3 separate regions of the Mus musculus genome follow, and all the other regions are linked to region 3. The links are chromatin loops, found by intact Hi-C in ENCODE. Cell type or tissue: heart. All regions are shown on one strand.

Region 1 (2,500 bases), 90 kb before region 3:
ACATAATTCTTTGGGAGATGAGGCCACAGTAACTGTAGTAACACCCTGTACAAATGCAAGTACTGTGGAACACAGACACTGTGGGAAGTGGTGCTGGTGTTCTTGACAGTTTCTGATATCCATGGCAGAGGACAGATAATACATCCCAAGTCAGTCCCATGCCAACAGCCAACCTGGGAGACCACCCAGTTTATGGACCCAGTTGCCACTGTTCCAACCTCCCATGTGTAAGGGTAACTAGATGATAGGGTTAGTGCTACTTAGGCAGGGCAAAGAAAGAATAGAGCTGACTACAGGAAAAGGGAGAGCAGGACCATGCCCTCTGCCCAGCCTCTGGGTATAGTCTTCGGCCATGTACAGGGAAGGAATCCACTACAAAGTCCCCAGCTCCAACCCTCTCCTGGGGACCTAGACGATGCTCAAAAGCCAACCTGAAATCTTTTGGACTAATGAAAGAAGTCAGTCTACACCTGACCACACCCAATTCCACTCCTTGCCTTCTGCCCCCACCAAAATTTCCAGTCAATGGCCCTTTACGTCTCAGTTTTAAACTATACCCCCAACACAGGCAAATGTTTTGCTACTCATTTTATCTCACTTTGTTTTGTTTTGTTCCTTTTTTCAAAGCTTCCCCCTACCACCCACCCCACCCCACCCCACCCCACCACCCACCTCACTTTTTCATTAAGACTGGGTCTCAGTATACAGCCCTGATTGGCCTGCATTTCTCTGTGTAGACCAGGCTAGCCCCAAACTCAACAGAGATCCATTTGCCTGCCTCCTGAGTGCTGGCATTAAAGAAGTGCACCATCATGCCCAGGGAGGTGAAGTTTTATTTAGCAGATGAGCTCTGCACCTTCATCTCCTCTCTAGCCTTGTGATCCTGATACACAGCAAAGCCTGCCTGCCGGCCTCCTAAGGGACCAAGCATCTCCTTCCACCACCAGGCCCTGTACCTAAAAGAAAAAAAAATTCCCCCTTGCCCTCCAAGAGCCTAGATGATTGTCTGACCATCTAACCACAGAAAGAGGAGGGCAGGATGGGACTGGATTCCACCTGTCTTTAACAAAACTTTCCCTCCCTTGACTTGCTTATCATAGATGTACCTCGGATGAAGTAGGGTTGATTGCTGAGAACTAAACGATGGCTCGACTCTTACATTCCCTGAATAGCTAATTCCAACCCCCTCTCACAGCCCAGACCTCTTAAGCTTTGGCTCCCATCCACGGTGCCGCTGGTGCTCCTTCCACAAGGCTCAGAAAATTAACTGACTTTCTTCCTATGCCCACCTGCCAGGCTCCTCCCCCCACCCCCCACTCCTTCTTGACACGCCCCACCACCACCACCAACCGCAGCCTCCCTACCAGTAACCTGCTCTCTGTCCACAAGAGGGCGATCCCTCCACACCCCAAAGTATCAACAACTGGGTGTGGTGTACTTTTCCAGAGCCACTGAATAGAGCCTATACTGAACAGCATGGAATGGGGGTGGCCCACCCGGGGACCCTCTGGCTGTCCAACAACGTGGTAAGACCAGGACACTGCTGGAGAAGAAAGGTTTTTAAGAAATACAGCTGTTGCTGTTTATTTGCCCCACCCAGAGCATGGGAAGACCATTTAACGTCTTAAGTGGATTGGAGAAGGGGTGGGTAGTAAGAAGTGAAAACAGCTATGGTCTCCACATGAAGTCCAGATCTTTGCCCTTCGGGGCTTGGCCAGGATGTTGTCCAACTTGGGTTAGGCCTTCCCTGGAGGAATAGCAACAAATGCTGTCTCCATGACACCCAGACACATCACACACAGCTTCCCCCACACCTATGATTTAACTGTACACAATAGACAGTTACTCCGTTGGCCATCTACTCTGATAGGGATTGAGGGTTCAACTACGTTCCAGGGAAGTAGCCCCATGAGTCATTCTGCAGGGACAGGCTGGGTCAATATTGACAGAAAGGCCTGATGCCGCATCTGGCATGTCTCGGGACCCCAGCCCTGCCCTGTTTGCGAGCACCTCGTGAGTCACATGTGCGTGGAGCTGCCAGCTCCTTAGCTCAACAAAAAGGACCCCATACCTGACACTAGGGACCGTCTCCTACAGTCTCCTCCACCTCCAACTGGAACACAGGCAGCTACGGAAAACTCAGTCATCCTGTGTCCCTCCCTGCTCACCTCAGATGTGCCTCTCCCCACGCCTCCCTCATATAACACACAAACACACAGTGAAAAGGTGGATTGCCCAACGTCAGGGCCCACCTAGTACTCCCTGTTTCACCACACCCAGACCAAAGTGTGTCTGCCAGGAGACTGCTGGGACTACTGCAGACCTGCCTCTAAAGGCCACTTTCTCCTGAAGGTCACTTGATTGAGCCTTTGTTTAGAGTGGCTTTGCCTAGAGGGGCCTCCTCTTCTAATACCCATAAAGATTCCTGGTCAGCTGGCAGACCTGGCCTGGTGGGCCAATGAGCTACTACTCCCAGAGTTTAACTGTGACTAAGACCACT
Region 2 (2,500 bases), 180 kb before region 3:
CCCCTGTCACACCCTCAGGACTAGCTCACCCAGATTCCTACCTCCATAGCCAGCTCTATTATGCTGCCCAGACGCAGTGCAGAGCCTGTAGTGGTCACTTCTTTGGGAAAACACCAAATGGCCAATAGGAGGCTATGCAGCTTCCGCAGATTTAGCAGCAGACTTGAGACCCACGTTCATGCTTGAGAACACAGGGCTCATGGAGGTAAAGCCAAAGGCAAGGAATGGATTTCCATCACCAACTGAGCTGCCTGGTTAAGGACATGAAGATCAAGACCCTGGGAGGTGATCCACCTGTTCTTCCTGACCATCAGGGAATCTGAGATTATTGACTTTTTCCTGGGCACATCCCTAAAGGCTGAAGTTCTAAAGATCGTGTTGGTGTGGGAGCAGACTCAGGCTGACCAATCAACCAGATTCAAGGCTCTGACTGCAACTGGAGACTACAATGGTCACTTTGGTCTTGGTGCTAAATCCTCCAAAGAAGTAGCCATTGCCATCAGAGGGACCATCATCTTGGCCATCATCCCAGGGCAGAGAAGTTACTGAGGGAATAGGGTTGACGAACACTACACTGTTCCATTCGAGGTGACCGGTAGCTGTGGCTTGTGATGGCACATCTCATCCTTTCCCTAAGAGGCACTGGCATCATCTCTACTCCTGTGCCCAAGAAGTTGCTGCTGAACACCAGTATTGATGACTGTTCCACATCATCCAGGGGCTTCACTACCACCCTAGGCAACTTTGCCAAAGCCATCTTCAGTGCCATCTTCCAAGACCTACAGCAACTTAACCCTACCCCCACCCCCAACCTCTGCACAGAGGCTGTGTTCACCAAGTCTCCTTATCGGGAATTCATTGACCATCTTGTGAAAATCCACCACAGAGACTCCCTTAAAAGAACCCAGTCTCCAACTGTGGCTACCACATACAGGAGCATATACAACAAAAATAAAGTAAATTAATTAAGGCTAAAAAAATTAAATGTAAAATTTTTAAAATTAGAGTCCAAAAGACTGCCGAAGCTGTCATGACATAGACAGGCCATAAGGTGGCAGCATATGCATTCTGATAATCCTGATGTCACCTTCTACCCAACAGGAATCTCCCTCACAGTCTAATCCCTCGTCTTCCCTGATGTGTCCTGTGTTGCACAACTTCTTAATTGTAGAAAATAACCTTCTAAAATACATTCTATCAAAACCAACACAGTCTTCGTTGTGTTTAGCCAATGTTTATCTGTCTCCTGCAGGCAAAACTTATCTAGTGATGAGTTAGCAGGTTAATAATGCAGTAAGGGAGACAGACCGAAAAAGCCAATAATTATAATGTCCACAGTGTGCTGATTGGAAAAGCCTGTTATTTTCTACAAAGGGTTGTAGACTTCAAGGAGATGCCTGAGGTGGAGCCAGGCAACAGGAAGCTCCTGAGATATAACACCTCCAAGTCTTGGGATAAGGTCTGGAGTTTCAGTGGGAAGTGAAATGAAGGCAACAGTTTATTCAGCAACATCCAGGGGAGGTGGAAGGACTGGAGAACTGTAGCCAGGGACAAGAAAGGGACAAGCAGCTTTCTCAGCTTGGAATGTCAAGTTTCCTGGCAATCAGAGATTCTGAGCAGAGATGCCCAGGTAGGAATGAGAGAAATGTGCAGACTTAACAAAGCTTATGAATGAGAGTTCAGAAGCCAGGTAGCTGAAGAGCCCTTGCATGGATATGGGAGTAGCCCAAAGTGCAGGCAGGGCTGAAGGTGGCCTTCAGGGTGGCTAATCATCAAGACTTTGTGTGGACCCAGAGATTGCAGAATAGTCTATAGTTCCTTACCTACCACCTGGGAGCTCTTTGGATTTGAACTTCCTGGCACCCTTGTCTCAAACTGTTCATTCTGGGTCAGTGTACAATAGGATGTCTCTCAGGAGCTATCTGTGGCTACCTACAGACAGGCAGGGTGGTGTTGGGCCTGAAGGGCAACTTTGGTGAGGGGGATACTAACTTCCTCTACAGAAGAAAACAATAAGTAAACCAGAAGTCACCAAAGGCCCTGGAGCACCCCCCCCCCAAGTCCTTCTGGACTACATCCAATCTGCCCACACGGCTAGAACTCCCATTTCCTTCTCCAGGGTCTAGAACAGGGAGTTTCCCTGACCCTCCTATCCATGCCTTCTCCCCAACCAGCTATATGTAGCCCAGACTCCATAGCCAGTATTCTGATCTAGTTTGACCTCCACTATCTATGCCACAACTGATCTCTAGAATTCTGCTAGGACCTGCCTTACCTATTTTCCTATGCCCAAGCTCTTCCCATGCTACATCAAACCCTTCCACCCATCCAGATCTACGCCAGCACCCCAGACTTGGACTTAGTAGGTACATCCTGTACACCAGTCATCTGTCCACCTAACTTCATTTCATCCGAGCCATTTCCAACCTCTTGGTTCAACCTGTCCAAATATCATCTCTTCTGCCCCAACCTGATCTGTCCATATTAGACTTAGAACTAA
Region 3 (2,500 bases):
CAGAGTCACAGGGAGAGGAAAAAGAAAAGCTAGGGAGATGCAGAGGGGATCTTAGCTAGGAGGGTAAGAACCTGAGGCAGCTATGATGCAGGGGAGCAGAGGGGGTCGACAAAAGAGAAGCAAGGGCTGATCAACGGAAGCTTATGGAAGGAGAAGCTTGAACGAGGCCCATGGATCTCTGTGCTTTGGCATCTCTCTTCTCCTCTCCCTTCCAACTAGAGCTAATTTGGCTTGGATCACTCGGGCCTGCTGAAACCTAGAGTCAAGCCTCTCAGTCCTGACAGCCTAGAGATGAAAGGTTGAAAGGAGAGGCCAGAGGAGTGTGTCCCAGTACTGGGAAGGCACTGAGCCTTCACCTGAAGTCCTGCCAGCACCCTGCAGCAGCCCAGGGTGCACATGTGCAAGCTCAAAGGAGTTACCTGGCAGGTAACCACCTCTCCAAACTGGTTACACTGCTACCTCCTCCCTCCTTCAAAGTCCTACCCTCTCCCTGAACGGCATCTCAATACCAGCCCTCCAAGCTACTACCCAGGCACCCCAGGGGAAACCTAAACTGTATTTCCTAGGACTGTGACTAACCCAACTAGCCTTCCTACCTGCCCAGGACCTAGGGCCTAAAGCCACAGGGAAGCAGAGACAGGTGGAAGGACAGAGGAGTCAGTGGAAGGATTGCATGGACCTAGAGTCAAAATTCCCTTCCTTACTCTGAAATCAGAGAATATGCCCAGACAGTCTTCCTGTGTCACATGCTGGAGGGCTCCTGTATTTCTGGTCTCAATCAGGGATTTGTCTACATGTCTCATTTAGAGACCTCTGAAAGGCATCAATCTGGAGACCCTACAAGGGTCTCGTCATCTGAAGGGCCAGGAATTCGGAAAACCTCTCAAATGTGTCTACCGACATCCCTCTGGGGTCCCTCTGGGGCCTCTTTCCTGCCTCTTGATGGGGAATTTGTCTCTGCTAATTTTTCTCTGGTTGACTAGCTGCCCCAAGTGGACATCCACAGTTACAGCAGTGACAACCCAGGGCTTACATCACTGCCACACCCCTACTCTCTCTAGTGGTGAGTTATACAAAACACTTGCTCCTCAAGTCAGAGGATACTTGGGAGGGAAAACTCTGTCCCTAAATGCTCCAACTACCACAGCTCCCTCTCCCTGTCATATTTGAGCAATATTTCTCCAGGCCAGTTCTAGCCATTCTTGTCTTCGTAACCTAACCTCCCCAACAATGTTTCCTCAGAGCCAGATGGAGTAATGCACCTGTAATCCCAGCACCTGTGAAGTTGACGCAGGAGGATTGTTGAAGGTAGCAAGACTCTTATCTTTAAAAAAACAACAACACAAAAAAAAAAGCAAGCTAAGAGAGGGCTAGGGGTATGGCTCCTCCCAATTGCCTAACATGCAAGATCTTACTCTGATCCTCAACACTGTAAAAATTAATTGAATTAGCCTTAACAGCTGTGACAGTTAACTAGGGTAATACAGATGAAATGTTTAGCGATGTTCATTATTACCATTACCAGCTGAAGAACAAACTCTAGGAGTTATATGGGGGAAACTGGGAACTGGAGACATGGAGGCGAGTTCCAAAAGCTGCCTTGCCTGCCTCAAATATCTGTACTTTTTTCACTCATCAACTATGTATTTATTGAGCATCTACTTAGTGCAAGATCTGTTGCTATGTCACACATGCTCAAGGACCTGAGTTCTGTCCTCAACAACAGGGGGACAAAAATAAAAATAAAAATAAACCACATAGTTCTAGATGTTGTAGGATATTTGAATATAAACCACTTTCCTTGTCTTCAAAGTACCCATAATCTTCATGTTTTCATCTCAGGTAAAGATATAGCTTTCCCAACTCCCAGTCTCAAGAAAAGAAATCAGGGTGGTGTATATAAATAAGCAACTGGGGCTGGTGAGATGGCTCAGTGGGTAAGAGCACCCGACTGCTCTTGTAACAAGATCTGACTCCCTCTTCTGGTGTGTCTGAAGATAGCTACAGTGTACTTACTATAATAAATAAATAAAATCTTTTAAAATAAATAAATAAATAAGCATCTGTGTTTCAAGAAGAAAGCTTTATTTGGGGGCAGGGGTGGAGTGCTGCCTGGCTCTGCCCAACAGGTCCTGCTGGACAGCAAGCTTTACTTCTTCCGGATCCCCAGGGCCTTCTCCTTCCTGACTTCCTTTGCCAGCTCTCCAATCAGTCTCCAGTATTCACTGAACCTCAGCTCTGAGTCCTGATTCACATCCAAGGTCTTCATCTTTTCATCTAGAGAGCCCACGTCCTAAGAAGATATAAAAGGCAAAGGTTAGAAACCAGGGCTCTCGGGGCAGGGAGAGAGAGGAGTGCAGATGCCTTCCCTCAGACAGCGCCAGCACCTACTCCTGGTCTGGAGGTCTCATATCCGAGGGACACGAGCAGACACTATGGCTGATCGTAAACTACCTTCCTCCTTCACAAAACACTACCGCCATTGCTGCTCATTTTCATC

Evidence for each region. Hi-C counts contacts between places; a loop is a spot of excess contacts. Peaks named below come from ENCODE experiments on the same cell type or tissue, not always from the same donor. Only the 100,000 strongest peaks of a DNase experiment are listed, where the experiment ranks them.
Region 1: a loop joins it to region 3, with 7 times the contacts of the local background. A loop is called at or near these places in 21 of 42 quality-filtered maps.
Region 2: a loop joins it to region 3, with 4 times the contacts of the local background. A loop is called at or near these places in 2 of 42 quality-filtered maps.

The regions. Positions count from the first base shown.
Region 1 is chr3:90,614,481-90,616,980 of GRCm38, reverse strand. No RefSeq gene overlaps it. Among named protein-coding and RNA genes, the nearest start is that of S100a6, 2.8 kb to the right of the region's middle. In heart, CTCF peaks have their summits at 1,181 and 1,393 (motif pointing right); DNase peaks (open chromatin) are centred at 870, 1,400, 2,020 and 2,320.
Region 2 is chr3:90,707,310-90,709,809 of GRCm38, reverse strand. No RefSeq gene overlaps it. Among named protein-coding and RNA genes, the nearest start is that of S100a9, 13 kb to the right of the region's middle. In heart, a CTCF peak has its summit at 1,040 (motif pointing right); no DNase peak of the experiment used is centred here.
Region 3 is chr3:90,524,146-90,526,645 of GRCm38, reverse strand. S100a13 (S100 calcium binding protein A13) reads right to left here. Exons shown (of 4, transcript NM_009113.5): 4 at 2,065-2,293. The coding sequence ends at 2,150. Among named protein-coding and RNA genes, the nearest start is that of S100a14, 1.5 kb to the left of the region's middle. In heart, a CTCF peak has its summit at 1,023; a DNase peak (open chromatin) is centred at 1,005.